Regions from separate parts of the Mus musculus genome. Here all the other regions are linked to region 3. A link is a loop called in an ENCODE intact Hi-C map of the cell type or tissue named here. Cell type or tissue: heart. All regions are shown on one strand.

What was found. Peaks named below come from ENCODE experiments on the same cell type or tissue, not always from the same donor. Only the 100,000 strongest peaks of a DNase experiment are listed, where the experiment ranks them.
Region 1: it touches region 3 in a loop (7-fold over the local background); 9 of 42 quality-filtered maps call a loop at or near these places.
Region 2: a loop joins it to region 3, with 4 times the contacts of the local background. A loop is called at or near these places in 21 of 42 quality-filtered maps.

The regions. Positions count from the first base shown.
Region 1 is chr6:90,429,624-90,437,623 of GRCm38, reverse strand. It overlaps a transcript of Cfap100 not described here. Among named protein-coding and RNA genes, the nearest start is that of Cfap100, 5.1 kb to the right of the region's middle. In heart, a CTCF peak has its summit at 2,273 (motif pointing left); DNase peaks (open chromatin) are centred at 2,273 and 5,871; H3K27me3 peaks cover 505 bases.
Region 2 is chr6:90,459,267-90,467,266 of GRCm38, reverse strand. It overlaps Klf15 (Kruppel-like factor 15), which reads right to left and starts at 4,691. Exons shown (of 3, transcript NM_023184.4): 1 at 4,542-4,691; 2 at 1-847. The coding sequence starts at 822. In heart, a CTCF peak has its summit at 3,942; DNase peaks (open chromatin) are centred at 996, 3,186, 3,616, 4,776 and 1 weaker place; H3K4me3 peaks cover 2,573 bases; H3K27ac peaks cover 2,544 bases; H3K27me3 peaks cover 4,055 bases.
Region 3 is chr6:90,512,193-90,520,192 of GRCm38, reverse strand. No RefSeq gene overlaps it. Among named protein-coding and RNA genes, the nearest start is that of Aldh1l1, 35 kb to the left of the region's middle. In heart, a CTCF peak has its summit at 4,961 (motif pointing right); DNase peaks (open chromatin) are centred at 1,122, 5,002 and 5,622; H3K27ac peaks cover 326 bases.

The sequences.
Region 1 (8,000 bases), 83 kb after region 3:
CCAGAACCATACAGCAAGCACATAAGCAACCAAGTCATCTCAGCCTCGGATGGCAGACTTTTAAATAGATGACTGTGTGGTTGTCTAGATAGAGAAGACAAAATTAAATTCCTGCCTGGATGCATGCAAAACTGTTTTCCAGGTGGGGTAAGACAAAAACATAACGGTCACATCTGCAAAGCCTCTGGGCAATGAAGGTATCCAACAAAGAACAAACACCATAAGATACAGACTGCAGATTTCCAGGGACAGACAGAGGAGGACACTCACAAAGTTCATTCAGTGACATGTCACAGAAGAAAGCTGAGAGCCAATCAGCACTTGGGAAGATATTGGTCTTCACTGTCCGTGCAAGCAGGTAAATTAAAGCTACCGTGAAGCCATGGTGCTGGGGGTAGAACACACCAGCATCAGAGGCACAAGGGAAGCAGAGGTAGGAGGAGCAGGATCTCATAATGAATTGCAGGCCAGCCTGGGCTACAAGAGACTCTGTCGCAAAGCAAAGCAAAGCAGAGCAGAGCAGAGCAGAGCAGAGCAGAGCAAAGCAAAGCAAAGCAAAGCAAAGCAAAGCAAAGCAAAGCAAAGCAAAGCAAAGCAAAGCAAAGCAAAGCAAAACTCATACCAAAGTATGATTCTATTCAAGTATCCTGGTGGACCAATGAGTGTATTTGGCTTATTTACAGGAGGGTGGATGAGGATATTCCTACCATTGCCTACATGGACTTCCCCCATCAGTTAACCTTCTGCCTCCACAGTGTGCCATGAGCCCCAGATGCCATGTGCAGCAGGTCAAGTGTCACAACCTCCCTACTATTGCTTTTTTGTGGGGGAAAGTCAACAGGACTCTTGCCAGTGGTCACAGCTGCTGTGAAGATGGTAATTGCTGTCATACTTGGAGAACCGCGTTCCACAGCAGCAAGGAAATGTCTCAAAGGAGCTTTAGACTCGCCTGCTGGAGAGTGTAGTTGGCAGAGTGGCTTGGGAAAGCAGCTTGACAAGATCTAGTGACACGGACCTATGTAGAGAGCCTGAGTGGTAAAGACAGCAGTGAGCATGCACAAGCAGTGTCTCTCTGAGCATGAAGACATGTGCTGCTCGTGAAAGGAATCATGGCACAGAAAAATGTTCTCAGTGGCAAATGGCTAAATGACCTGGGCTGGATTCCTGCAGTGGGTGTCTCCAGCAGCACTGAAATCACACGTTCCCCCTATGGCTGTGGTTCACACACAGTGCCCAGCAAACAAAGCGGCCCAGAAGGGCAAAGGATCTGGGGGCTAAGTTCAACCTTGTGTGAAACTGAACAAGGTAGTGTTGAGGCGTACTCTACCTGGACTCAGGTTCCCCAAGCACCAGCACTCCAGTGCAGTAAGTCTTGTTGGTCATAGTAACAGAAGGAAGGAAGTCGGAAGTCGGAAGTCAAGGCACTTTTCAAATACTCTGATAGAAATATTAGGTTGTAGGTTAAAGCAAAGGACTGCTCTAGGACTCAGGCACTGTCTTGCGTTCTTAGCTTCTGGTTTGCTAATATATCCAAAAAGGTTTAAGGTGTTAGCCACAGGATGTTAGGTTAGACAGGAAGTGGGCAAGGAGTGACTATTAAGGGACCTAAAGACAGTCCAAGATAATTCGGCTTTGGACCTGCAACATTCCAACCCTCCATGTCTATGCAATTTTATTCATCCAATCAGCCTTGTAGAATCTTTGAGGTATGATGTCCACCTTCCAATAGAAATCTGGTGTAAATGTAAGCCCAGATGGGATCTATAACAAATTGGGGATTGACGATGGTCAGGCGCTGCTGAGCTGGGGGTGGTGCTGACTTTTGAATTTAGAATTCCCTGAAAGTTTGGAACCAGGCAGGGTAGAAGAGGGTATTTCAGGTGGCAGAGGGAAAGATGGGGGGCTGGGCAGGTGTAAGCCCTGAGGCTCTCAACCTCGCCACATCTCTGCAGATTTTAACAGCTATCCAAAGAAGGTACTGTCGGGACATTGTGGCCTGAGAACTTTGCTGCGGGCTCCACCTGTACTCCTTCCCCCAGGAACACCAGGGCGAGCAGAGCAAGGTCAGTGCACTCTGTTTGCACTGTCTCCCCTGACGTGGGTCCCCAGCTCCCGTCTCTGCAATTTGTTTACAGGTCTGCGTCACTGGGAACCTTTCGCCTGGTGGGTACAAAAGGTTCTTTTTTTTTTTTTTTTTTTTTTTGTAAATCCCTTTTGGACAGAAGGCAAGCACTGGGGCCCAGGACTCTAGCTAGTACGGGCGACACCTGGTGGTGGGTGTAGACATTGCTCGACCTGTGGGTCTATTCTGAAGTCATAGTCTGCACAGCAGCATGCATGCCACACCTACCCACACGTGATAAAGCCACCAGCAGAGCTACCTGCCCATAAGACAGGTGGGGTGGCTGCACCCGAAGCTGACATGCACACAGGCAGACATGATGGTATGAGACTTCAGTTCTAGACTGAGGTGGGAAGATTACAAGATTAAAGGCCTGATCTACACAAGAAGTTTCAGACCAGCCTGGGCTACATAGTAAAACTCTATCTGAAAATAATTAGATAAGTAAATATTAAGTAATCATGAGTAGCTTTGGCCATCTTGGCAGAGTCTGGATCCTACACTGAGGTACACTGGGCTCAGGGTTGCCTGGTGGCAGCTGTACTTGTGAGAATCACCACAGAGGCACTAGAGGGTGACCACTGCTTTGAGAACACTAGGAGCATATTAGCCTAGACTTTGGGGTCAGGGGTGGCTAGGCTGAGCCACCGACATGTTAGGTTAGGAAGGGGCAGGGAGGAGGAGTTAGTGGCCTGGACCAAGCTTCACGCTAGGTAGGCTCAGAGCCCAGGGTGTGGAGGGTGTGGAGCAGTCGGAGGTACACAGATCAGACTCTTAAGACTTCCCCAGTCACTGCCCAGGGCTGGGCACCACAGGGCAATGGTGTCATTGAGGAATTACTGCTACTTGCTTATTTTATGACAGAAGAATGAATTTCTACAGCTTGATTGTAAGAAAAAATAGAAATCTGGAGAAATAATGGCTATGATCCTAAGATGCAGACATGTGGGGGTGATTCCTTCCTGCACTTGCCCAAGGCAGAGCCTGGGCTCTGCTCCTCTGGGCTGCTGTTTGGGTGAGCCCTGAACAAGACTCCTGCCTCGGATCAGAGACCTTCTCTGTCCCTCCTCACAGATCTTACCGTGTAGCAGACATGGTGGAGCTGTTCAAATTTCCCACCTCCTTTTTACCATAAACTAGGGTGCCCAGGCTCTCACCAGCATCACCAGGGTCAGGTACCCCAGGGCTCAGTCTTGCCCTCCCACATGATTTCCTGTCTGGGGAAGCTGGACATTATGTTGTTTTTTGTTTTGTTTTGTTTTTGTTGTTTTGTTTTGTTTTTAGCTAAGGGGATTTGCTGGGAAGTGGTCTGGTGTGGTTCCCATTGTGTGAGACTTCTTATCAGAGTCACTGCTAGCAGAGACAATTCTTGAGTCAAAATGTTAATGCTCCCACAGTGATCTGCCTTGCTAAGATCATGCCAGCATGTGCTGATGGAGGGCCAATGAGGTAGTGGCTCTGTGAGTGGCCAGTGAGGTAGTTCCTCCTCTCCCTCCTCCTTCTTACCCATCCCCAATTCTCTTCCTTTCTTCTCACTAGCCTGAGGGCTTGATTTAGTCTCATCTTCTCCCCACAGCCCACAGCAGTCTCTCCTCCATTCAAGGCTAGCACCATGTCGTGGTCTCACTCTGCCACACTATACCTCAAGCCCTGATGCTCTGCCTCTGATGAAGGCACTAGTTTGGCTTAGAGAACCCAGACTGGCCCAGAGCTCAGGGAAGAAAGTGTCCCAGGGCCACTTCTGTCAGCAACACACACAAGGCAGCAAGATGGAGCCATGGCTAAGATGACTGAGGGAGCGGCTGCCATGCATTGCCTCCCAGGTACATTCCACCTCAGGAGTCCCCAAGACTACCCTCTGAGATCTCTCCAGTGTCTCTCGCTGATGCTTCGGCATCTGCAGACATGGCTTACTTTTTCTCACGTTCTAAGACCTCAGTGCCATTTAAAGTACACACTTTGTGTCACAGAGTACAAGTCACCACCATGTAATTCCAGAGTATCTTCGCCATTCTAGAAAAAGGTCCCATCTCCATTGGCAAATGGGATATAGTAAACACCATCCTTCCATGTTCAGGCATCACAGAGGGGTCAGCCTCAGTGTGAACCCAGGCTCCACCCCCACATGACTGATCTCTAGAGCCAGTGAGCCCACTGCATCTCCATCTCTGCACACACTTCCATCAGTTATCTATGGTGGTGAAGTCTAGCTCAGGCATCATGCCTTCCCTGCCCCTAGACCACTCTACCTGCCCTTCCAAGCAAGTACCCAACCACCCCTCTCCTCCCCAGCCGCCCCACCTTCTTCTAAGTCACTAGTGTTTCTTGCTTAACAGGGGCTGTTGCTTTCTGTCATCTTCTCCACCCTTGTCTTGCCCTCTCCTCCACTCGATCCTCTTCCTGAAGCTGAAGGTGACATTGCATCTGACAGTGGCCCTGTCAACCTATGCTCTGTGGAGAGTAGGGAAACCCATGTTCTGGTTTCTTCTGGACCACATCCACTGACCTTGCAGGCACCTGCCTCTCTGTCACCACTGGCCCCAACACCACGCTCCTTGTCTTAGGGTTTCATTGCTGTGAAGAGACACCATGACCAAGGCAACTCTTATAAAACATTGGGGCCGGCTTACAGTTTCAGATGTTTGGTCCATTATCATGGCAGGAAGCATGGCAGCATGCAGGCAGGCATGATGCTAGAGAAACAGCCAAGAGTTCTACATCTGGATATACCGGCAGCAGGAAGAATGTATCACATTGGGCCTAGAGTGAGCATCTGAAACCTCAAAGCCCATCCTCAGTGACACTTCCTCCAACAAGGCCACATCTACTCCAACAAGGACACATCTCCTAATAGTGCCACTCCCTGTGAGCCTATGAGGGCCATTTTCATTCAAACCACCACACTGCCCAACATCCAGCCCTCTCTTGGCATGCGTGTCCCCTAGACTTGGTTTTGTTATTCCCTGCTCCTCATCCTCTTCAGCTGCTCCATCTCCCTGTTTAGAGCCCATTTATCTTTAAACAGGTCATAATGGTGCTACCCCAGGCTTTCCTCTCCTGGATGCTTAAAGCTAGGAGAATCTCACACTAGGTTCTGAGACTCACTTAGAGTTTGTGATCCAATGAGCATAGCAGCTCTGTTGCTTGGGATGTAGATGACAAAACTCAGCCTGTTTGTTTCCCAGAATCCAATGGAATGATCTGCCTGAATTGACAGGAGAAGGACTCCACTAGTCCGTTTGCCTGAGATGGAAAGCAAGTACTGTATGCACCATAGGGCTGCCACAGCACAGGAATAGGGGCATGTGCTGGAGGTGGGGTGAGGTGGAGTGCCTTTAGGTCTTTCAGACCCTGCACAGCTTTCCTCTGAAATTCACAGAGGTCTTCAGCAGAGAGTAGCTGGCCCAGACAACAGTCATCTTTCCACATGGAGCCCTGCACTGGCCACAAAGCATAGCCAGCCCTGCTCCAGAACATACAACCTCTGAGCAGAAAGAACTTCCTCACAAGCATTCTGGGACTTGGCCTTTGACCTTCGGAAGGTGGCGCTCCAATTCTGAAGTTGGGGCGTCCTGTGATTGTTCCATTCTTTTTCACATTAAGCTTCCAGACACCTAGGCAGAGAACAGCCTGGAGGTTCTAGGGCCACCTGGGTCCCTGGGTCTAGGCCTGCAGAGCTGAGCAGTAGAGGTGGGGCAGGGGAGGGAGGCTGAGCAATGAGCAGGCTCATCTCCAACTGGAAGTCCCAAAGTTTTTCCTTCTCTAGCTGCAAAGCCTGCCTCTCTCAGGCTCAGGGAAGAGGCACAGGGCCCTGGCTAGTAGGCTGGGCTACGTTCCCAGTCGGCCCCCTAGCAGCTGTGCAGTCTTAGACAAAAAAGATTTCATGTCTTCCTAGTTTCCTCACTGAAATAACTGCAGCTAAGCTGAGATGCCTTGCAGGTCAGTCTACACAACAGGCTTACATAGGAACCTCATCAGCAGATACAGCCCTCAGGCTATGGCATCATATATTGGCAGATAAACTTTACTTGAGGTCCTGTTAAATGCCATCTCTTTGTTAACTACACACCCTTTATTATAGTCCCATTTTAGAGATGAGAAAATTGAGCTAAAACTTATCCCACGTTGCAGAGCCCTGATGAATGGAGGCCTTACTCTCCTCCTCTGACCTTTGAGCTATCTTGCTTCCATGCAATGGGCAGTGGGCTCCTGACCATATCGATGATGCCCATTGGAGGTGTCTGCCCTCTTGGTAGATCTGTGATACCTTTCTCAGATGGAAGTGTCCTGTGTTCTCCTTCCTCAAGCTCAACCTCCCACCCTGGAAGCCAGAGACTTTGGGGGAAGGGAGAAGGTTCTGGCATTCAGATGACACAGCCAGAGAGGACCCTGAAGGTCAGTGGTGGCCCTGACAGTATATGCTGTGGATAGCTTTGGGCTGTCTCCAGATTCCCTCATCCTGTGCCTCATGTGCTGGCCCTGCAGGGGTGGTATATGTGTGTATGTGTTTGTGTGTATATATGTGAGTGTGTGTGTGTGTGCATGTGTTAGGATCTGAGAATCCCCACGGCGCAATTCCTCTTGTCTGCCTTCTGTTCCCAGACCCATACACCTTTCAAGGATAGAGAAAGAGAACAATTCCCCTTTAGGAATATTGATAGTTTTTCCCAAAACATTTTATTATGAAAACTTTTGAACTTTAGACATACTTGGTGCTGGAAAGAGATTTTTTTTTTTTTTTTTTTGAGACAGGGTTTCTCTGTATAGCCCTGGCTGTCCTGGAACTCACTTTGTTAGTCCAGGCTGGCCTCGAACTCAGAAATCTGCCAGCCTCTGCCTCCCGAGTGCTGGGATTAAAGGCGTGTGCCACCACGCCCGGCTTGGAAAGAGATTTGTAGGAGGACCCAGGCCACCACATAGAGGGCTTTTGCAGGGACAGCTACAGTGGCCTTACTACACACCATCTCCTTAATTTTTAAAATAAGCTTTCATCATCAAATGTTAGACTAAGATTAAAGATCTCAGCAGGCAAAGGCATTTGTCACCAAGCCTGCTAACCTGAGTTTGATCCCAGGAAGCCACAGGGTGGAAAGAGAATCCACTCCCCTAAGTTGTCCTCTGAGCTCTCCCACCCCGTAAGTAAAAATTTGTTTAAATTTCCATACCATGCCACATCTTCTAGATGATCTCTTCTCTAACCTTCCGAGGAACCAAGAGGCACAGCAGAAAGCTTATCGTCTTTACCGAGCACGCCTCCAGGCTTCCCCGATCTCTGGTACGAGACACATCGTTTTGAATAATGCATAAGATCCACAAGAGGTGGGAGTTGGAGCGTGTCTGGGTAACTGCCTTCACCGGTGTTGACGTAAAACCAGCTCTGCTTCACAGGAAGTAACTAGCCAAACACTGAGCGGCTATGGCCGAGGAACACAGACTTGGGTTACAAGGAAGGGTGTGGAGCTCTCTGCTGTGGGCCTCAGATGCCATCTGAGGACATTCTCGGCCTTTGTGTTGGTAGAAGTTAGAGGTGTGAACATTCCGAGAAGAGTTATGTAACAGTTACAAGAATGTTCTGTCAATCACAGTGGCTGTTTCGAGGGCTAGTATTACCTCAGATAATTTTGGCTCTAGATTTGCAGCATTCCAACTCTCCGCAGTCTTTGAGGTTTCACCGATCACTCTGGCTTGTACAATGTTGAACACAGTGTGCCTTTCTTCTAGGATCTTAGGCTCACATTGGTTCCTCATGCTGAGGGGTGGTGGTTCAGAACCGGACCTAGTCATCAGGATGGTAGTAAGTACTGAATGGATCTGCGCTGAGAACAATACCTGGCTTAAAGGACACCCTGTGAGGGTTCACCGGGGACTCAGGACAGGT
Region 2 (8,000 bases), 53 kb after region 3:
GGGCAGGTTCAAGTTGGAGGATGGTACCACTTGAGGCAGGAGTGCAAAGGTCTGCCCCTGGATGTTGACTAGAAGCTGGGCGACCTTGACGCTCTCTGGGGCCTGCCCTGGGGAGGCTGGCCCTGTACCTGCCTCCTGCTTCACAGCAACAGGCTGGATCTGCAGTAGCACCGGCACGGGGCCATCATGTGCTGGCCCCTCACCTGCACTTTGGGCACCACCCCCACTCGTGCCACCTGGTGGTGGGGTACAGCGCTCTCTCCCAGCAGACTCTGGATGAAGGTGGCTCCGGTGTGACCCAGCTGAGAGCTGGCTACAGGTCTCCAGGTCCCTGCTACCGTTCTCTGGGGCCTCCTTGACCTCAGCCTCCATGTTCTCTTCCAGGAATTCTTCAATCTCCTCCAGGGTAGGCTGGAAGGGCCTGGAGACGTCATCAGTGTCCCCTGACAGAAATTCAGGGAAGCAGAAATGTTCCTCCTTCACAGGCACAGAGGCTCTCCTCCATGATCCCCAGGTCACAGGGCCACTGCTATCTCCAATACCTCCACTGCCACCACCACTGCCCAGTGTGGCCCGGGACAGGAGGAAATCCAAGATGCTGCCCTGGGCCTCAGGGCCTGGACCCGCACTGTAGCAGGAACAGAAGGCTTGCGAGTCAGGGCTGGCACAAGAGCAGGGGCTGGAGACATCGCTGTCATCCTCCGAGATGGGCGAGGGCAACATGTGGTATGGCTGCCGGCTGGCCAGCCTGTCCCCTAGGTAACCCACTGAGCATTTCGGTGACGAGAAGGTCTCGTCCACTGGAAGCAGGTGGTCCACCATGCTGGCCTGGCCGAGCCTGTGGTGACTGCAGAGAGGGAACAAGGGAGGCCAGGTTAGAAGGACTGCTTACCAGTGCCTTGCAGCCCTCACCCTCGGCTGCCTGCCCAAGGCCTCCTGTGGCCAAATGTCCAGATCCTGCTTCCATCCCAAGGGAGAATGGGGCCGGCGAGTATGTTTTCAAAAGTTGCATCACCCTATTTGCAAAAGAGCCCTCCCTCTCCAGGCCCGTTGCACAATCCAGGGCACTTCTGGTTTCAAACATTTTCCAGAATGATCCTGGAAAAGAATAAGACAAGGAACGCTCTTGTCCGCGAACAGCTGAGGCCACGAGGAGAGAGGGAGCCAGAGAGGGGAGGCCCTGAAAGTCGCCAGCCCCTGGACTCTGCTTCCTACCTTGAGTCAGAGAGGGGGTGAGAAAGGAAAAGGCCATTTGCATTCTGAGCTCAAGGTATTGGGGCTTCTGTAGGGTTTCCAGATTAAGCAAATAAAAACAGGCTGCTTGTTCGATGTTGACTTTAGATGTTCAAAAATGAACATCTGTGGATGTGAGCATGGTGTCCCCAGGACTGGAAGGGATGGGACACACATCTGTCTGGGCTGCCCATGCTTTAATCAGGTAGCCATACTTTAGAAAAAGATTAAAGACCATTTAAGTGCCTGCCTGCCTATGTGGTGTTTCTCCACAGTCTAGTTCTCAGACCTTTATCAAGAGTCGAGAGCCACCGTTCTCCATGACTGGGAAAAGTCTCACATACTTGAGCAAAAACCTCCTTCCACCATAACATCTAACACCTTCCTGCCATAATGAGCAAGGTCCAGCCCCTGGCTGTGAGTCCATAGAAGGTCAGAGAGCCCAGGTGTGGGTAACCTCCTTGAACCCTATAGCCGTTGGGAAGGATGGGGGTGACATTCGCCCTTGGCCAACGCATGAGAGCAGAGCCTCCTGTTCTGCCTCCCCAGCCCAGCTCTCCTGTCTGGGACACTCACCGACTTGGGGGGCTCAGCAGATGCCTGTGTCCCTTCTTGGCAGCACACTCTCCTGGGTCCCCAACACTCAGCACCACACCAGGTATCCAAGAGGGGCTCAGAGAGCGGGGATCGGAAGGAAAAGGGAAAGCTGTGTCCTCTGAAGCCAAAGGCCATACTAGGTCTGGTATCCAAGAAGAGTCAACAGTCTCTGGCTGTGATGGGGCCACCTCTCTGGACTTTTGTCCCGCCCAGTGACCATGTCTGCCTGTGTGATTATCAAACTGATGGGGAGGATGCTCAGGCTGCATCCTGTCCACCTGACTTCAGGTCCACTCTACAGCCTAGCACCCGGTACTGACCAGCTGCCGAAAAGCCAGTCATCCCGCTACCGTGTGCCTTAGTCTCCCCAACTGTTCTATGTCTCTGTGCTCCATAAGTTTCTCTCTTGCTGTAGAGAACAGAGGCAAGATCTGAGACCAAAGGTAATCTTGCCAAGAGGCAATCTGAGTTTAAATACTCAGTTTAGGATTTAAAACTGGGAATGTGTTCTAAAATACACTCTTTACCAAAGCAGGGTCTGGGAGGGTATGAAGCGCCAGAAGGGCAGAGCCCACCCATTCCATTCTCCCAACCCCATCTCATCCACCCTACAGCTATCAGCTGTGCAACCTCAGGCAAATGGCATAACTTCTCTGTGTACACATCTGGGTACTGCTGGTACCATCTGGCTCCTAGTCACTGCACACTCAGTGAACTCATGTATACTGAGCACTTACTAATGTCTGAACGGTCACACAAATGCAGGGAACATGGTGTCCCAGGACCCAGAAAAGGACCACCTAAGATCTCCTGCAATGAGATGTGACTGGAGACGGACACACTACAACACTGAGCGATCAGTCGATCGGTCACACGCTTTCAAAGGAGATTGTGGTATCGATTTTTGAACCGATAGAAACGGAGGTCTGATATGAAAGTGAGCAGCAATTTGGGTGGGCATAGTGACTCATGCCTATAATCATGGCACTCAGGAGGCTGAGGCCAGAGAATCATAAATTCAAAGGCAACCACGTGGGATCCCACTGAAACACAGAAGGAGGGAGAGGGAGAACAGGTAAGAAAGTAGGGTGACAAAATAGAATTACATCGGAAGGAGCCCCTCCCCCCAAAATGTTTCAGATTCTTCCAGGACTCAGAGTACTAGGGCCCTGCCCGCGCCCAAACTGCCCCTCTAACTGTTCCAGGCCTGGATCACCCTACTGAGCCCTGGCTTTGGCGCCAATGGCCCCCTTTGTGGAAGTCCTGGCTCTCTTAGCATTCCAGATGGGAGCTCATTATTTAAATCTCAACTCAGAAGCCACTCCCACCTTGGACAAGCCACCAGGATTATATTCTTCACGGTCAGGTATCACTGTGAAAACTGTCTTGTATGCTCAAGCCCCACCAGAATACAAGCAGTCTTGACTGTTCACTACAGGGCTAGATCTAGAGTCAAAACCAGACCTAGCCTTTGCTGAATGTTTCCAGAATCCAGGAGTAAATGCAGGAGTGGAGTGGCCCTAACCGGTTATAACACAGGATCTTAAAACAGTGCTGAGCAACCCTGGGGACACTGAAGTACTGAAGGCCCAGGGGATCCAGGACTTCCTGGACCCAGGACTTGAAAGCCCAAGTGCCAGCGATCAAGCCGGTCCCAGAAAAACAGCAGCACGTGGCGTAGCCAGAGGCGCAGGCTGCGTGCAGGGGGAGGGGGCACCCTGTTCTGGGCACGGTCCCCGGCAGGCCGCTGGACTCCGCCCCCTCTCTTAGCCGGCCAGGCCTGCTGTTTATCCTCCCGGGGACACAGCGGCTGTAGGAACAACATGTAATTGATAACAAGCCGAGAGCCGGCCAAGGGCTAGCCATTGGGTCAGCGTGCAAATCACGGGGGTGGCGAATGGGGGCCGGTCTTCAAAATAAGAGTCTTCTCCCTGAGGAGTCCGAAGGCCCCAAAGTTACTGCCATTCTCGCACCTGTAGGGCGGCGGGGACTCCCCATGGTCGGGGGCAATATCTGAAGGACTCAGTCAAACATTTGAGATTTCACCTTCCCATACCGTGGTAGCAAACCTCCCCTGTGCCCTCCAGGGGAGAATGTTTCCAAGAGGGATGACCTGCCCCCTGCGGCTGCTACCCTCAGCGGTCCCTCCGGTAATGTTTGTTCAGAGGGGCCTGAGGACTCTGCGTGGGGATACGGAACATAAGCGCACGCTGCGGGTACGCGCAAATGGGTGTGAGTTTGTGTCGTGTGATTGCGTGTGCTGGGCGCAGTGCAGCCGTGCGGGTGTCCGCCAGGTGCCCGCGCGTGGGTGCCCACCCGTGGGTGTGAAGTACGTGGGAAGGAGGTGGCTCGGACTCTGGCGCACAGCTTCGGAGAGTACCTTACCCTCCGCCCAGTGACCCCCTTCGCGTCCCCTCTTAGGCCACCGCAACAGTGACCGACAGTAACCTCTCCGCCCCTTGGTCTCCAGGCCCCGCCATATGGGAGCGCAGGTCCAGGAGTGCCACGGACGCGCGTGGGCTCCGCGGGCAGAAGCTGCGCACACCGGATTTGCCCTTTGCAGGCCCGGCGCGCTCACGGGGGTCCCCGCATTTCCGGGGTCCCCTCATTTCCCGGGCCTCCGCGCGTGGTTCCTACAGCGCGCGCCAGGGGACGGCCCGTGATCCCCAAGGGAGGACCCACGCGGCCGCGGTACATCGCGCGTCTCCCACCTGGACTCCGCGTCGCCTGGCGCGGCCTCGCGCGTGCGGCCCGGCTCCGTATGCGGCCGCGCGTCCAGCGCTCCTGGCCGCAGCCCGCACTCCCTGCGGCCGAGCTGGGCGCTCGCCGCTCGCCGCTCTCCCCGCTCTCCGGCCGCTCACGTGACGCCGCGGGCGCCGCGAAGGCTCGCAGGAGGCTCGGCCTCGGGCGCGCGCCCCATTGGCTAGCGCCGCGCGTCACGCGCCCCCGCCCCGCCTCGGCCGCACCCTCCCGCTGCCCACGCGCTCTCCGGTCTCTTCGTGGATCTGCACTGGGTCCTCCGATGCGCACGTGAGACGGGTTCTAGAATCCACTGAAAGCCCGCAGAGTCCCGAAGTGCAGACCACGTGGGACCTCGGGAGCGGAATCGTCCCTGCAACCCCCTCCGCATTCCTAACAAGGCCCGATCTAGTAGGGACCGTGTCTAAAGGGACCAATTGTAAAAATACATCTGGTCTTTCCTCCAGCGGTCATGGTTACTCACGGGAATGGACGCTCACTGCGCTACCCTAGACTTCTGCGACTGACAAACTGCGGAGGTTTGCTGACCACCACCAGTGGCGGCACCTCCCCAAAGACTGCAGGGTGCTTCTGATCTGCAGAGGGAGTTCCAGATTGCAGTCCCAAGCCATCATAGACAGCTTTTGCACCGGTTTAATGAGGAAAGTGAAGCCCAAGAAAACACGTGAGCAGAGAGTGCTGGGTACCCTGCTGTGCACTTTAGCCTACACTGCCTGGCTTCAAACCCGGGCGGCGTGAAAAAACCCGCTGAGAGCGAGCGTGGGCCTTCTTAGCCAAGCAGATAGAGGGCCAGGCACAGCCAGGTCTGTCTTGTCTTTCCCCTGCTTCTTAATACCCAGGACATTTGGACAGACCTTCCTTCCTGGCGCTTCCTACCTGACACTGCGAGGTGGCCAGCCTTTCCCCTTGCTTCTCCAAGCCGTCCCTGTTGGGGCCAGGATTTTTAGCCAGATCCCTTAAATAAGGATCTGAGGATTCTCCAGGTGAGTGCCCATGATCCAGCAGTTAAACTGAGTCTTAGCCAGAGCACGGAAGGAGTCTGTGCTTAGCACAAGATGGTCATCAACGTTCTGATTGATCATAGGCCCAGTCTGAGTCTTCCCCAGTATTCTACAGCCAGTGAATAGCTAGCCAGGGCTAGCACGCAGAGCAGGTGGGGTTGGCTAGTCCATAAAGTTGATTGATCCTATCTTGTCAAGGGAGGGCAGGGTCAGGCTGGGCCAGCACACTTCTCCATAGCCCTGCCTACCCTGGGCTCTGCATTCCTCACACTCTGTCTGTCCAATGTCTCCCACCCCCAGGGAGAAGTGCAGTCAAAGATCAGAAGCTTGAAAGCAACAGTGTAGCTGAGCGGCCTCAGTCCACAGGGAAGATGCCCCAGCTGTCTAGAAGCCATGGCCAACCTAGGACATTCTGCCTAAACCTGAGTCACATTAGGCATCCTTGCTTCAGAACCTTCCCAGGGCTCCCAGCTCACTCACAGGAAGTATATATAACCCCATTCTCTCAGCCTTCCTCAGTCTCTTTTGGGTCCCTTTGTTCCATGACCTCTCTTTCTCAGGTTAACCTGCCAGGCGCAAGCTCAGGACCTTTGTACATGCTGTTTGTCTGAGTATGATTCCCTTCCCAACATTCCCATGGCTCCCTCCTTCACTCAAGTGGCATCTTCAAGGGAGCCTGCATTTGCCCCCTGCTCCCTGCTGCATCCCCCACCCCCCATTTTCCTATCCAGTTTAACAGTTCTGGAGACTTACTATTTTCTAATGTATTAGAAGTTTTTATTTTATTCTGTAAACTCTTGTCTCCTACGGAGAATGTAAGTGGCATAGCAGAAATTTCTATGTGTTCCCAGCCCAGGACTAGAATTTGCATCCCCAGCATCATGTAAAGGTCAGGTAGGTCTTGAAGCTGTCTGTAATTTTAGGACACAGAGGGCAGAGGAGGCAGGATTCCTAGAGCAAGCTGCCCGCTGGACCAGCTGAAATCTGTGAGCTCTGGGTTTGGCAAGAGACCCTGCCTTGATGAATTTAGTGGAGAGAGGTGGGAAGAGTCACCAAATCTTAGCTTCAGGCTTCCACATGCATATATCCACATATGATGTGTGCCCACATATACAAACATGCATGCTCACACCACACACAGAGAAAAGAATTAAATAGGCTTCCAGGGACTTACCCCCTAAACAGGAGATAGTTGGTTCCTGGGGAAATCAGAACAATTTTCTTGTAAGAAGCATAAAAACTCCCACAGAACCTTCCAGAGTTTGCCTTCATGTCTGCTGTGCTCCCTCTCTGCTTCACCAGCAAGGTCTGATCATCCATGCATTCTCAGACAGCAGTCATATAAATCCTAAGCCAGCTTTAGCTCCCACCATAGCCTAGATACCTCTGCATGTGCATCACACTCCAGGGCCAGGATCAGCCTCAGTGCAAGGCATTCCTGTTGACTGAGGGAAGAGGGCACTCGATCCTGACCACCTGAAGGCTCCCATGAGCAGCAACACACTCATTTCCCACCATCTAGACAGAAAAACAACCCAGTGTAGCAGGAAGGACTTATGCACTGTTTTTCAGTCATAGCTAGGCACCAGGGCATCCGACTTGCAAGGCAGACTCTCCCTTGTGCTACATTTCCACTCTTACTAAAGAGGAGGAAAAGAAAACCAGGTGGTAGGTGTAAGCTCTTTGATGCACAAGTGGCTAGGCCTGGACCCCAAGACGTCTCTAACGCTGGTGGCTGGCATTTCCAGTCCCTTGAGGTAGGAAGAGAGGCCAAGCCCCACCCTATATAATAAAAATGCCCAAGGTCAGGCCACAAAATGCCTCTAATCCCAGGACACTCTAGAAAGCTTCACTCACAAGAAACACTGTACAAAGCCTGCCCTCCGCTCAGTATTTTTGCCGATTCTTTCTCACCCAGGCAGAGGTAGCTACCCTCCTGCATCTTTCCCAATAAATCTGTTGTTCGAGGTTTGTTGTGTGGTGTGACTTTGTGGCGTTCTAAAGCTTCCAACTCCCAGGATACCTTTCCCCTCAGAGCTGTAACACAGTAGGAACTCTTCAAGGGAGGCCTCAGTGGGGGCAGAAATATCAGCAGCAGAAACATCCCAGAAAAAGCCATCTGTCCAAAGAAATGCTAGCATTGAATGCCTAGTCTCTGGGAGCCTTGTAAATGTCTAGAACAATATTTTGGTACCCGAGGGATTTGTATTTCTGTACATTTGCAGGTTTTTGTTGTTTGTTTGTTTGTTTGAAACAAAGCATTGCTGTGGATCCCAGGCTGGTCTTGAACTCACAATGCTTCCAGAGTGCTCAAAACACACCAGGGTCTAATTGTGTTCTCATTTTTAAAAGCTTAATTTAAAAAATATTTCCATTTATTTATGTGTGTGAGTGTTCTTTAGGTGCACC
Region 3 (8,000 bases):
GGAAGACGGAAAAGAGGAAGAGATGGCAAAATACTGCGTTCACAGGTGACAAGACTTTGCCTGGAAATCCCCCAAATTCACAAAAGCTAATGAACTCACCAATGCTTCAGGATACACAAGATTGACATGTGTTGTGGATTGTTGTCTGTTTTTTCTGCCCCACCCCACCCCCCCAAGGTCGTCTGTATTCAGGTGAGGTCAATTGAAATCTTCATTGGTCAGATAAGATTAAAGCCTGTGTTTGAACAGTGGAAGGAGGGGGCAGAGCTGAAAGTTTTAGAGAGAGGAGAGAGATGGGGACAGGGAGAGATGGAGATGGAGAGAAGATGGAGGAAAAAGATGAATCAGAACCACATGGCCTGAAATAGCCACAGCGGGCAATCGAGTAATGTAGGGCACATTTGCCCCATCTAGGTGTGCAGCTTGTATTTATAGCAATTGAGTTTCGTATTCTTTGTGTGGGCCTTTTGGGGGTTGAGGATTTACTGTTACAAATTTGGCTGGTAAATTACAAGCCTCTAGAGTTTTCGTTTTATGGGACTAAGGGGATCTGAGTGAGTGGTAGCCGAATTTCTGCAGGCTAGCCACCGGGGGTAGGTGATCTGGGAAGTGCTAGTGGCAGCCAGCTAGCTGCAGGAACCTCGGAGCCCTGCTGGTACATAGCTGGACATAATGTGGATTTATTTTGTATAATTACACACCACAGACATGTAAAATGATATTGTATTTCTAAATACCAGAAATGAAAATGTCATTAATCAATTAAGAAAACTCAGGGGAAATCTAACCAAAGAGGAGTGTTGGCAATTTCCTGTTGTGATAAAAGATCTGATAAAACAACTTTAGGAGGAAAGGGTGGGTGGGGAGGGGTGAGGGGGGTGGGGAGCAGTGGGGAGAGAAGTCAGCTCCTAGTAGATGGCAGGCAGCATTCTTCATTCCAGGCAAGAGTCAAAAATGGCCAAAATCCATCCATGGAAGCTGGCCTGGTATCTGTATGGTGGTTACAAGGGCAGGTGAAGACCAAAGCCACAAGTCCCCTTGAGGCTCAAGCCTTGGGACTTGCACAAGGCCCTGCTGGCACTTTCCGTATCACAGGCTGGCCTGACTTCAAACAACAGAGAAATAAATTCCAGCCTGTGACAGGCAGACAGCAAAGTCACATTGTGGATTGGAGCAGGCTCTGTGGGTGTGACTTCTTGGTCCCCATCTGCACCTCAAGCCGCTTCCCCTCTCTCTGGAAAAAAAAAAAAAGCCCTGCTCACTTTCTGTTTTCCACTCTAAGGAAAGCCCACCCGTAGCATCTCTGTGTTTACCTTGATGTCAGACAGGTCCTCAGAAACACTGCTGTTCAGAGACAAGAGTGCTTTAAGGCTGGTGGGTGTTCCTGATTTTGCAGAGGCAGAGGCAGAGGCAGAGGCAGAGGCAGAGGCAGAGGCAGAGGCAGAGGCAGAGGCAGAGGCAGAGGCAGAGGCAGAGGCAGAGGCAGAGGCAGAGGCAGAGGCAGAGGCAGAGGCAGAGGCAGGTGGATCTCTGCAGGTGGATCTTTGTGAACCCAAGGCCAGCCAGGTCTACATAGTGAGTTCCTGGCCAGACAGGGCTACATCCAGAGACCCTGTCTCATTAAAACAAAACAACTTTGTTGACTGCTGGTACAAGTGAGGGCAGCCTCATGCAGTAATATTGCTTCTGCTTCTGCTTCTGCTGCTATAAAATATAATGGTCAGATTGCCCTTTCAAACGTCTCATAAAAAAGGCATTTACGTTTAATCTACCTTAAAAAGACCCTACCTCAAAACAAAAGCCTTTAGAAAGGCACAGTGCACCTCCAAAAGAAGGGGCTTCAGAAGGCAGGTCAGGGCTGGGGAAGCCATGTGTGGCTTCTGGGTGCTAGCTTAGCATGCGCAGGACATGAAACAAACATGGTGAGATGCAAAGTGGCAAGTGTGGGCAACGAGGACATCTTGACTTTCTGGGATAGGAGGCATGGGGGGGGGGCGGGAGGAGCGGGCTGAAGAAAGGGAGGGAATGAGATAGGGGTTGACTCTAAGGCAGTGGGGAGGCGCGGCCTCTGGTTTTTCTTTTGGTTCAGGGGGAGGTCTGTGGGGACCTGTGGGGCAAGAAACTTCTCCCTAGTGGCCGATGTCTTGCTAGTAAGGTGGCTGACACATGGTGGTCTCTCCCCACATAGGAAACGTGGACTCTGAGCCTGGGGAAATATTTGGAGGGCTAAGCGGAGGAGAACAATCAAGACAGTGTCTCTGGGACAAGGAATGCCCACAGTCAGAGGCCAGGGGAAAGGCGCTGCCTTTGGGGCTGCAGATCTAGCACAGTACTCTGGCCTTGCTTCCACAGTTTTACTATAGCTTTTTCCCTCTGCTGCCTAGATCTTGTATTTTTGGGTAGAGCTCCGTACAGGCTGGATCAGTGTTGGAGAAGATGGATTCCTGGTCTGGGGAGGTACTCGGTGGACTGAGTTGAGGACAGCAGACTTCCACATGTTTCTGGCACAAAGAAACTGCACTGGCAGAGGAAACAGGAAGTTCCCAGCCTTTGGGGTCTGTAGGCCTATCTTGAGTCCCACATCCAGGCTTCCCGGGTAGTTTTTGAGCCTTCTTCTGGTACTCTCTAGCACATCAGTTCTGGAACCAGATCTTGATCTTGATCCATCAATCCAAATCCTTGAGGCAGAGGCAGAGGCAGAGGCAGAGGCAGAGGCAGAGGCAGAGGCAGAGGCAGAGGCAGAGGCAGAGGCAGAGGCAGAGGCAGAGGCAGAGGCAGAGGCAGAGGCAGAGGCAGAGGCAGAGGCAGAGGCAGAGGCAGAGGCAGAGGCAGAGGCAGAGGCAGAGGCAGAGGCAGAGGCAGAGGCAGAGGCAGAGGCAGAGGCAGAGGCAGAGGCAGAGGCAGAGGCAGGTGGATCTCTGCAGGTGGATCTTTGTGAACCCAAGGCCAGCCAGGTCTACATAGTGAGTTCCTGGCCAGACAGGGCTACATCCAGAGACCCTGTCTCATTAAAACAAAACAACTTTGTTGACTGCTGGTACAAGTGAGGGCAGCCTCATGCAGTAATATTGCTTCTGCTTCTGCTTCTGCTGCTGCTGCTGCTGCTGCTGCTGCTTCTGCTTCTTCTTCTTCTTCTTCTTCTTCTTCTTCTTCTTCTTCTTCTTCTTCTTCTTCTTCTTCTTCTTCTTCTTCTCCTTCTCCTTCTCCTTCTCCTTCTCCTTCTCCTTCTCCTTCTCCTTCTCCTCCTTCTCCTTTTCCTTCTCCTCTTCCTCCTCCTCCTCTTCTTCTTCTTCCTCCTCCTTCTTCTAGAAGTACATTTTCTTTTAATCTTTTTTTTAAAAGATTTTATTTATTTAAGTTTATGAGTACAGCTGGGCGTGGTGTTGCATGCCTTTAATCCCAGCACTCAGGAGGCAGAGGCAGGAAGATTTCTGAGTTTGAGGCCAGCCTGGTCTATAGAGTGAGTTCCAGGACAGCCAAAGCTACACAGAGAAACCCTGTCTCAAAAAACCAAAAAAAAAAAAAAAAAAAAAAAAAAGTATATGAGCACATTGTAACTATACTGATGGTTGTGAGCCATCATGTGGTTGCTGGGAATGAAGGTTGCTTGCTTGGCTAGCCCTCCTTGCTCCAGCCTAAAGATTTATTATTATATCTAAATACACTGTAGCTGTCTTCAGATCACTGTAGCTACACTAGAAGAAGGTGTCAGATCCCATTACAGATGGTTGTGAGCTACCATGTAGATGCTGGGATTTGAACTCAGGACCTTTGGAAGAGCAGTCAGTGCTCTTAACTGCTGAGCCATCTCTCCAGCCCTGTAATATTTCTTCTATAACTAGTGAAATGCATAAACATGTACACACACACACACACACACCAGAATGTACCCAAAGGCCAGGAGCTATCCTGTGCCTCAACCCCCACACAGTGGGAGGAGAAAAGCCACCACCTGGACATCTTTGCTTTTTTCTTAATCTCAATTTCCAAGACCAACCCACAGCTGGGAGAACACAATCCCTCCTTGCCCAAGAGGTCCACTCTCTGAATGAAGGCCCAGTAGGGACACTGCCAACACATAGTTCAGGACAGTGCCAGCCTCTGCTAGGTCTGCACCAGTCACACACTTCTCATGGAAAGACAGACAGAAGCTAGGGAACAGAGGAAGGGGCTTTTGTCACTGGCCACTGGCTGGCTCCTTCCCTGCCTTACTCAGATGTCCCCACATGACCGGGACAGATAGAGGATGATTCTGTTCTGCAGAGAGTAGCATGAACTCACCTTCCCTGCCTGATCTGTATGCAACATGCTGCTCCTTGGACGTGGCCTTTAGTACTATCAAAACACAGCCAATGGGAGCCACAGGGAGCTGTGCGGACTGCAGCTGACACCTCTACAGTCAACTTAAAAGGGAAAGCTCGGTGGCTCTTGTCGAGGACTCAGGTGTGATTCCATGGGTCCCAGGGGATCCAGTGCCCTCTTTTGACCTCTACTGACACTGCACACGCGTGGTACATAGACATACATGCAGACAAAAGCCAGACACATTAAAATAAAAACAAAAAAAAAAAAGAAAAGAAAAAGAAAAGAAAGAAAAACGAAGCAGACAAACATGAAGAGACGTGACTAGTAGGTAGCCGCTGATCATGACCACCAAATCTTCTGCAGTTCACATGACTGAGTTTCTGCATTCACAGGGCGGGCAGTGCAGGAGACATGGTCACACAAACATGGGAGTAACACACAGTACTATGACATCCATGTCCCCACTTGGGACGAGGACTTCCTAGTTCCACCATAACCTTACAGACCCTCAGTTGTACATGTGAAATGTAACTGGTGCTTCTCTACGCCATCTGCTTAGAGAGGGAGGGTCTCATCCCAGGGCTCTCCAAAGTGGCCTCCTAGTCACCATGTATCAGAGACCTCCCGGGATCCCACAGAACTGACCAGCAGGGGGCAGCATGGTGCCACAGAGGCCCTGAATCTATTGAAACCCTGTAGGGCAGATGGCAGTGCCCCAGGGTTCCAGCCTGAGATCTGAGCAGAGCCCAGGCTAGGCTGCTCAAAAGCCCCACAGAAGAGACCCAAGTGGCCGCACCCAGAGCTGCAGGCCTGCAAAGTCAACAAGGTTTGGTTTTTCTCCATGGCTGGATCAGGTCACTATTTACTTGGCTCCGCTGGGGACTGCAAGACCTTGTCCTATGAGCCACACCTATTTTTACCCAGCAGAGTCAGCCTCAGGGTGAGATCTGGGGCTGAGAGTTTCCATTGTTGCTCCAGGCTGTCTGTCTCTAGGTGAGAGCACTCAACCAGGGACCTCCTGACTCTCCTGCTGCTCCTCTCCTCTCCTCTCCCTCCTCTCCTCTCTATGCCATTCCCCTCCTTTTCTTCTTCTTTCTGTCTGTCTTTTTCCCCCCCTTAATCTGCCCCTCCCTTCCCACTCCTGGCCCCTGGTCCCTAGGACCTGTACTGCCTGGTAAAAATACACCTTCCCTCTGAACCTCAAACTCTCTCCTTTGGGGTGTTTGATTTTGACACAGCTCAATGTGCCAGTGAGGCAAAGCCTCTGTGGGCCCTCCCTGGGACCCTTCATCTCTGTTGCACAATGGAGACTGGCTTGCATCATCAGAGAGGCCTGGCCAGTGCACACTCAGCATATCATGGAGCCAGCCTGATGCCTCTCAAGGACCTGCCCTCTGGCAGGGCTGTGAGGGATATGAAGGGTGCTGACCTGCAGAGACCCCCTGTCAGGAGCAAAGCCTAAGTTATCTGATTGATCCTAACAGGAGGATCAGGTTTTGGCCTCCTCCTCCTCCATTCTCTCCCTCTGTCTATTCAAGCTAGACCACCAGTCTTTGGAAAGCTTTTCAGAGTAGGGGGTTCCCAGGCCTTTTCTCTGCCCTTCCAGAGACCCAAGTTGAGCAACCTCAAATCCAGGACTCCTGGCTGGGCAGAGTAGCTTCGGGGTACTGGGGAACCTTGGCAGCTGACACCGAGGTCCACTCAGGGCTGCATTAGAAGTGAAACAGAGGACAAAGAAAATGAAAATGATCAAATTTAAGATCTCAACCTTTGGGGGCTGGAGAAATGTCTCAGCAGTTGAGAGCCTGGCTGCTCTTCCAGAAGACCTGAGTTTGATTTTCAGCATATACACGGTGGCTTACAACAGTCTATAACTCCAGTTTTAAGGGATCTAAGGCCCTCTTCTGGCATGTTTGAGCTCTGCACACCTGTGGTGTATATCCATACTTGCAGGCAACACATTCATACACATAAAGAATCTAAAAATAAACCTCAAAACAAAACAAAAAAGCCTTAGCCCTTGGGTAGCTGTACAATTCACGGATGAATTTTGAAGTCAAAAAAGTGAACACAAAATTTTAATGAGATTTATTGTCCCCATTAACCTCTTTCCATCTCCCACTTTAAGCAAGGTCTCAGATAGATCTGGGCTTGTCACCCCTTTCCTGGACCTGTGTCTCAGATGGCTTCCCCAGCACCTGGGTGAGCTCCACCAATGTCAGATGACCTCTGGCCCCTGCAGGCTACACCTTCTCTCCACGTGGGTCACCTTGTCAGCCTACCCTCTCTGAACTGTGGCTTTGCTCTTTTGCATGAAAACCACTTCTGACTCCTATGGAAGATAGAAGATAATGTCCTAACCCAACCCAGTGAATAAATTTGCCACATGACAGGAATCCCAAGACTACGAGTTCAGTTAGAGCTAGTCAGGGGACTGGAGGTAAGAGGATTGTCCTGGTTTATCTGGGTGAGCCCTTGTTATGTCACTAGCGTCCTCTCTATGACACAGACTTAGCCAGTCTGTAGGAATGGTCTGGGGTAAGGCTTAACTGGCCACAGCTGGCTGTGAAGATGGAGGGAGGGGCCGAGAAGCTGGGGGAGGACAGGCAATAGATAGTAAACCTTTCAGACAATTTGATTTCAGATGCTGCTGCACACTGCCAAGCCCAGAACTATGTAAGAATTAAGTTTATATTGCTCTAAGACACTGTATTGCTGATAATCTGATTTAATAGTCTGCCAAATGTCTTTTCTGTTACCCTTTTCATTGCTATGACCCAACAAGAAGTAATGGGATGGGGAGGGAGGGTTGTTTTGGTTGGTAGGGGTGGGCTAAAGTGGGCAGAGGTTTAGGCTGTAGGGAGGGTGAGGGGAGCTTGTTTGGGCTGTGAGGAGGGAGAGGCTTATCCTCGATCCTGGTTTTGGAGTTGTCAATGCATGGTTGAGCAGCTGTGCTGTTTTGGGCCTATGCTAAGATGTCACAGCACAGCAGTCCTGTGTGATGAAGCCTATACTCACGTTACAATGGAAGCCTCCACAACCCTCTCCCTCAGTTAGCAGGACATGTGAGGACTGAGAGTTTATAAAGGAGCCCGTGGGGACATTCTAAACCCCAGTGTGGACACGAGCGACTAATATACTCTCAACTTTGCAGAGGAGGAAGCTAAGGCTCAAGAGAGAGTGGGGAAGGTCTGCAGAGTATAGAGCACCGGGGTGGCAGGGTTTCATGGAAACTGTGGCCAGGGTGATGGTGCACAGGTCATCTGAGCACACTAGGTCTGGGTTCAGTCTTGCACCACATGGGCCTGAACTGGAAGAAGTCACAGTTTTACCAATCCCCAGGCAAAACTCAACCCCAGTGGCATAAAGCTCCTATAAATAACAAACTTAACGGATGGGTTCAGGAAGAAACTGCACTTCTTAGTCTGAGATTCCTGAAAAGATCCATGCTCCTGGCAGCCATACTACCACTGGTGCTAGACTTTCCCCAACTTCCTCCCAGAACTTTACCATTCTCTAGCCCACCTCCTGCTGCAATATTTTCATTTACATTTCAAATGTTTTCCATTTTCCCAGTCCCACCCCTCAAACCCCCTATCCCAATCCCCCTCCCCCTGCTTCAATGAGGGTGTGCCTCCATCCACCCACCCACTTGCATCTCCCTGCCCTGGCATTCCCCTACACTGGGGCATTGG